Linked DNA regions of Homo sapiens: region 2 is linked to region 1. A link is an interaction called in ENCODE POLR2A ChIA-PET data of the cell type or tissue named here. Cell type or tissue: Caco-2. All regions are shown on one strand. Each heading gives the region's core, and the rest is flanking DNA. Links, peaks and the distances in the headings are about the cores only.

Evidence for each region. Peaks named below come from ENCODE experiments on the same cell type or tissue, not always from the same donor. Only the 100,000 strongest peaks of a DNase experiment are listed, where the experiment ranks them.
Region 2: POLR2A ChIA-PET joins it to region 1 with 5 read pairs; 3 of 35 experiments call an interaction of 5 or more read pairs at or near these places.

Annotation. Positions count from the first base shown.
Region 1 is chr7:73,740,960-73,744,990 of GRCh38, reverse strand. No RefSeq gene overlaps it. Among named protein-coding and RNA genes, the nearest start is that of ABHD11, 4.2 kb to the right of the region's middle. RefSeq lists a silencer at 1,870-1,989 and enhancers at 1,784-2,317, 1,274-2,473, 2,318-2,852. In Caco-2, for the core only: no CTCF peak of the experiment used is centred there; DNase peaks (open chromatin) are centred at 1,900, 2,490 and 3,220; H3K4me3 peaks cover 959 bases.
Region 2 is chr7:73,949,558-73,952,057 of GRCh38, reverse strand. No RefSeq gene overlaps it. Among named protein-coding and RNA genes, the nearest start is that of ELN, 77 kb to the left of the region's middle. In Caco-2, for the core only: no CTCF peak of the experiment used is centred there; no DNase peak of the experiment used is centred there.

The DNA of each region.
Region 1 (4,031 bases), core at 868-3,367:
AGGAGAATTGCTGGAACCCAGTAGGCAGAAGTTGCAGTGAGCCGAGATCGTGCCATTGCACTCCAGCTTGGGCAACAGAGTGAGACTTCATCTCAAAATAAATAAATAAAAGCCAGGCGCAGTGGCTTATGCCTGTAATCCCAGCACTTTGGGAGGCCGAGGCGGGCGGATCACAAGGTCAGGAGATCGAAACCATCCTGGCTAACATGGTGAAACCCCGTCTCTACTAAAAATACAAAAAAATTAGCCAGGCATGGTGGTGAGCACCTGTAGTCCCAGCTACTCGGGAGGTTGAGGCAGGAGAATGGTGTGAACCCAGGAGGCGGAGCTTGCAGTGAGCTGAGATCGCGCCACTGCACTCCAGCCTGGGGGACAGAGCGAGACTCTGCCTCATAAAATAATAATAAAAATAAATAAATAAATATATAAATAAATAAATAAATAAAATAAAGACACCAAAATGCAGACAGAGGAGACTGAGCTGTATCCTGCAGGCAAGTGGGGTAGAGGTTGCTGGGTGTCAAAATACACAGACTCTCTCACCATCCTCCATTCATTCCAAAAAGGAAGGTGTCCTCACCCTGCCACTTTAAGAATCACATCTGTAATCCCAGCACTTAGAGAGGCCGAGGCAGGAGGATCATTTGAGCCCAGGAGTTTGAGACCAGCCTGGGCAACAACAGCCAGACCCTGTCTCAATAAAAAAGAAAAAAGAAAGAATCTGTACATGTGATGAGACTGTTCCTGGGAGACACTGGGTCTTCCACAGAATCAGGAGGCAGAAAAAAATAGTTGACAACCAGTGGGGCACAGTGGCTCATGCCTGTAATCCCAGCACTTTGGGAGTCCGAGGCGGGTGGATCACCTGAGGTCAGGAGTTCGAGACCAGCCTGGCCAATACGGTGAAACCCTGTCTCTACTAAAAATACAAAAATAGCTGGGCGTGGTGGTGCGTGCCGGTAATCCCAGCTACTCTGAAGACTAAGGCAGGAGAATCGCTTGAACCTGGGAGGTGGAGGTTGCAGTGAGCCAAGATCGTGCCACTGCACTCCAGCCTGGGTGACAGAGCGAGACTCCATCTCAAAAAAAAAAATTGACAACTGTTACTGTCAGCAGGGCCTGTTGGAGGTTAGGGAGCAGAGGGAGCAATGACTGGAAGCAGGAGAATCTGTGGGGCTGGTGGGAATCTGTGGACAATCCGTGGGAAGGCTTGGTGGGCAGCAGGTGCGGGTGAGGCAGGGAGGTGGCAGAGAGAGCTTGTGGAGATGTTCTGGATACCAGAGCCCTGGCCTGATCCTGTACCGTCCCCACCTTCTCTGGATGACTGGGGCCAACCTAACCTGTTCCGAAGAAAATAAATACTCGGACATAATCCTTTGTTGTGAGATTAATTTGTTGTTTTGTTCACGGCTGCGTCTAGGAAGGTGCTTGGCGTGCAGTGAGAGGCTCTAATGGATCTGGGCTTGTTGAAGCAAGGCAGGAAGGAGCCAGTGTTCTCAAAGTGTTGGGTGAGTAGTAGGGGAGGCGCAGCCGGCAGCAGACCTGCAGGGATTACCATTCCCACATGGGAAAGGTTGCTGTGTGAGGATTAAACACAATAACGTATATGAAAATCCCGGCTGCTTAATACATCAACTCAGGTTCAAAATCTGGGAGGAGAGAAGCTGGGCTGATGTGGGGGTTGAGATGGGAGGAGGTTTCGAGCGGAGTCACATAGGGGCCCCCCAGGGACAGCCCCACGGGAAAGCTCCAGGGGTCTTTCGGGAAGCCCCGACTGGTGCCAGCACAGCTGACACTCCTGCCCCACCCGGCTGGCCAGCAGGAATTTGCCCCATGACCGCCCCTGGCAAGCTGCTGTCACCATGGCGACCGGCCACAAAACAAGCAGCCTGATTGTCCCTGCTCAGCGGGGCAGGTGAAACCCTGGCCACGTGACCGATACTGGGCCAGGTGCAGTTAAGGGACACCCGCCACCTCCCCTCCTTAACCCATTCAATGCCACCGCGCCACCTAGGCGCAGTGTCCCGGCCGCCTCAGGCCGCACCCCTTCGGCCCTTGGTCCCCACGGCCTGAAGGGTGGTGATGAAATACACGGAGCACTGCGTTAGGAGTCAGTGAAGGAAACAATCCGGGCTGTGCACTGGCTGAGTGACCTGGAGCTGGGTTACTTCGCCGTCCAAGCCTCTCTTTCCTCATCAGCAGAATAAGGACGGCACCCTCCCACTTCACAGGAAGCCTGGGAACACGGATGGGGCAGTGTACACTCGACCTCCAAAGAGCGATAGTCCATTTCACCTCCCACCTTCACCTCCACATGTCAGGGGCTCCGGAAGTCCTCCCCTCTGGCCTCCCCTAGAAGGAGGCCTTCGCCAACCAACAGCACGCTTCCTGGCCTGTTCCTAACAAGCTGAGAGGGCTGGGCAGCCCCCAGGATGACACCACCCCCAGATCCATTCCCAGGTAGCAACGACCCCTCCCCTGCCCCCACCACTTTCTCTGGAATGTTCAAGTGGAAACATCAAACCAACTGGTTTTTCTGCTTGCCTTCATCAGCCACCTGATCAGGGCTGGGGCCCAGGACTCTGAGTAAATATCTCAAGGCTGCTTCTGCCCCTAGATGTGGGGATCTTGGGCCAGGCTGAGATTACCTGGTGGAGGGTGGGGTGTATGGCAGGGATCAATTTGAAAGCACCTTTGAGGCCAGGCACAGTGGCTCATGCCTGTAATCCCAGCACTTTGGGAGGTCGAGGCAGGAGGATCACCTGAGGTCAGGAGTTTGAGATCAGCCTGCCCAACACGGTGAAACTCAGTCTCTACTAAAAATACAAAAATTAGCCGGGCATGGTGGCGCATACATGTAATCCCAGCTACTTGGGAGTCTGCAAAAGAGAATCGCTTGAACCCGGGAGGTAGAGGTTGCAGTGAGCTGAGATTGTCCCACTATACTCCAGCATAGGCAACAGAGAGACTCTCTCAAAACAAACAAACAAAAAAAAGCACCTTTGAAATACTATTGTTCTGAATCTTCAACCCCCACGCCCTTCACCCACCAACTCTAGAAAAACACCCACCAACTCTAGAAAAACACCCACCAACTCTAGAAAAACACTCTCCAAGGACCCCTCCCAGGCCTGGGACCAGCCCCCATACAGGGCTCAGATGTCCTCATCACTCCCCTAATTACTATGCGGGAAACATGATCACACCACCTGGTGTGCTTAGAGTCCTCGGTGACCTCAGCCCTCCTCAGATTGGAACCAAACACCTCAGGGTCCCATTAAGCAGGAGATGGAGCTTTACAGAGTTAGGACACATCCTCAGCTTGGCCAGCATGGTGAAATCCTGTCTCTGCCAAAAACAGAAAAAAATCAGCCAGGTGTGGTGATGCGCGCCTGTAGTCCCAGCTACTCGGGAGACTGAGGCATGAGAACTGCTTGAACCCGGGAGGCAGAGGTTGCAGTGAGCCAGGTTCCAGCCTCCATGACAGAGCCAGACCCTGTCTCAAAAAAAAAAAAAAATTAATGGCCAGGCGCAGTGGCTCACACCTGTAATCCCAGCATTTTGGGAGGCCGAGGCGGGCAGATCACCTGAGGTCGGGAGTTTGAACCAGCCTGACCAACGTGGAGAAACCCCGTCTCTACTAAAAATACAAAATTAGCCGGCGTAGTGGCGCATGCCTGTAATCCCAGCTACTCGGGAGGCTGAGGCAGGAGAGTCGCTTGAACCCAGTAGGTAGAGGTTGCGGTGAGCCAAGATCGCACCATTGCACTCCAGCCTGGGCAACAAGAGCAAAACTCCGTCTCAAAATATAATAGTAATAATTAATTAATTAATTATTTTTTTAAAAAAAAAGTTAGGACTCATCCTGTAGGTCCTGGACCGCCCTAAGGAGGTGGGGGAGGGGTCAGTGTAAGACTAGCTGGCCCAGGTGTCATATCCGGGAGGGCCACTAACCCAGCCACCCGCAGGACTTCCACATAAGCATTTACCAGTGCCCTGAAGCTCTTGATGACTATTACCACTTTGCACCA
Region 2 (2,500 bases), core at 1-2,500, 210 kb before region 1:
CTCACTGCAGCCTCTGCCTCCTGGGTTCAAGCCATTCTCTTGACTCAGCCTCCCAAATAGCTGAGATTGCAGGCACACGCCACCATGCCCAGCTAATTTTTGTATTTTTAGTAGAGATGGGGTTTCACCATTTTGTCCAGGCTGGTCTTGAACTCCTGACCTCAGGTGATCCACTGCCTCAGCCTCCCAAAGTGCTTGGATTACAGGCGTGAGCCACTGCGCCCAGCCTAAAATATGTATGATTATTGAAAGCAAAAAGTATAATATTGTCTAATAAGTATTTTAAAAATAAGCTTTATTTTTTAGAACAGTTTTAGATTCTACTGGAGTTTTCAATGTTTGTAGATGGAATAATCTGATAACTACAACATAGTAAGGATAGGGGAAAGGAACCTACACGATAGCCAGGTTCCTACATTTTACAAGTAGTAAAATATTAATTCTAAGCAGAAAGTAAAAAGTTTGGTGTACATATTGTAATTTTTAGAGCCACCACTAAAAGAATACTATACAAAAAGATATAGTAAAATAATCAAGTGATAAATTAAAATTGAATACTAAAGCAATATTCAAATAACCCAAAAGAAGGCAGGAAAGGAAACAGTGAGGAATAAAAAAACAGAGCAGCCGGTCTCAGTGGCTCACGCCTGTAATCCCAGCACTTTGGGAGGCCGAGGCGGGCAGATCACCTGAGGCCAGAAGTTTGAGACCAGCCTGGTCAACACAGTGAAACCCTGTCTCTACTAAAAATACTAAACGTAGTGGGGCATGGTGGTGGGTGCCTGTGGTCCCAGCCACTCAGGAGGCTGAGGCACGAGGATCGCTTGAGCCCAGGAGGCAGAGATTGCGGTGAACTGAGATCGCACCACTGCACTTCAGCCTGGGCGACAGAGCAAGACCTTGTCTCCTGTCTCAAACAAACAAACAAACATAGAGAGCAAACAGAAAATAATGAATAAAATGATAGACCTAAATCCAAGTACATCAACAATAACAATGAATGTAAATGTTCTAATCACACCAACTAAAAGACAAAGATTGACAGAAGAGTTTTTTTTTAAAAGACATGACTATACATTTTGTTGTTGCTGTTGTTTTATTTGTTTTATTTTATTTTATTTTTTTGAGACAGAGTCTTGCTCTTTCACCCAGGCTGGAGTGCAGTGGCACCATCTTGGCTCATTGCAACCTCTGCCTCCCGGGTTCAAGCAATCTTCGTTCTTCAGCCTCCTGAGTAGCTGGGACTACAGGTACGCGCTGCCACACCTGGCTAATTTTTTTGCATTTTTGGTAGAGACAAGGTTTTGTCATGTTGCCCAGGCTGGTCTCTAACTCCTGGCCTCAAGTGATCCGCTTGCCTCGGCTTCCCAAAGTGCTGGGATTATAGGCATGAGCCACTGCGCCTGGTCTGACTATACATTTTAATATAGGTAGGCTATAAGTTTAAAAATGGAAAAAGATATGTTATGTAAATGCTGGTCAAAGGAAAACCGAAGTGGTTATATTTACATAAGACAAAGTATACCTCAAAGCAAGGAAATTTACTATAGATTAAGAGGGACATTACATAATGGTAAAGACCCAAGGCAACACCATTTAAAATGTATACACATCTAAAAACAGAACCTCAAATATATAAAGCAAAACTGACAGAACTTGAGGAGAAAAAGACAAATTCACAATTATAGTTGGAAACACCAATGCTCCTCTTCAGGTATGGACAGAACAGATAGAAAATCAGCTAGGATATAGAACTAAACACAATCATAAACCAACTAACACTGATGAAACACTCCCATCCACAACTGTAGTCTTTTTGAAGGCACATAGCCAGGCATGATGGCACGTGCCTGCAATCCCAGCTATTCAGGAGGCTGAGGCACGAGGATCATTTGAACCCAGGAGTTGGAGGCTGTAGTGCACTATGATTGTGCTGGGAACAGCCACTGCACTCCAGCTGGGGTAACATAGCCGAGACCCATCTCTAAAAAAAAAAAAAAAAAAAAAAAAAGCACATGGAACATTCACTGAGATAGACCATGTCCTTGGTCATAAAATAAACCCAAAAAAGTGTTTATAATTTAAAATTACATAAAGTATGCTTTCTGATGATAATAGAATTTAACTAGAAGTCAGTAATAGAACACTAAAAAATATTCAAATGCCTAGAAAATAACTACACACTTCTACATAATCCTGGGTGAAAGGGGAAGTCTCAAGAGAAGTAGAAAATACTTTAATTTGAATGAAAATGAAAATAGAACATGTCAAAATATACAGGATGCAGCCAAATTAAAGGGGAATTTATGTAATTAAATGATTATATTAGAAAATAAGAGGCTAGGCACAGAGGCCTACACCTGTAATCCCAACATGTTGGGACGCCAAGGTGTGAGGATTGCTTGAGGTTAGGAGTTCAAGATTAGCCTAGGCAACATAACAAGATGCTGTGTCTACAAAAATTTTTTTTGAAATTAGCCTGGTGTGGTGGCACATACCT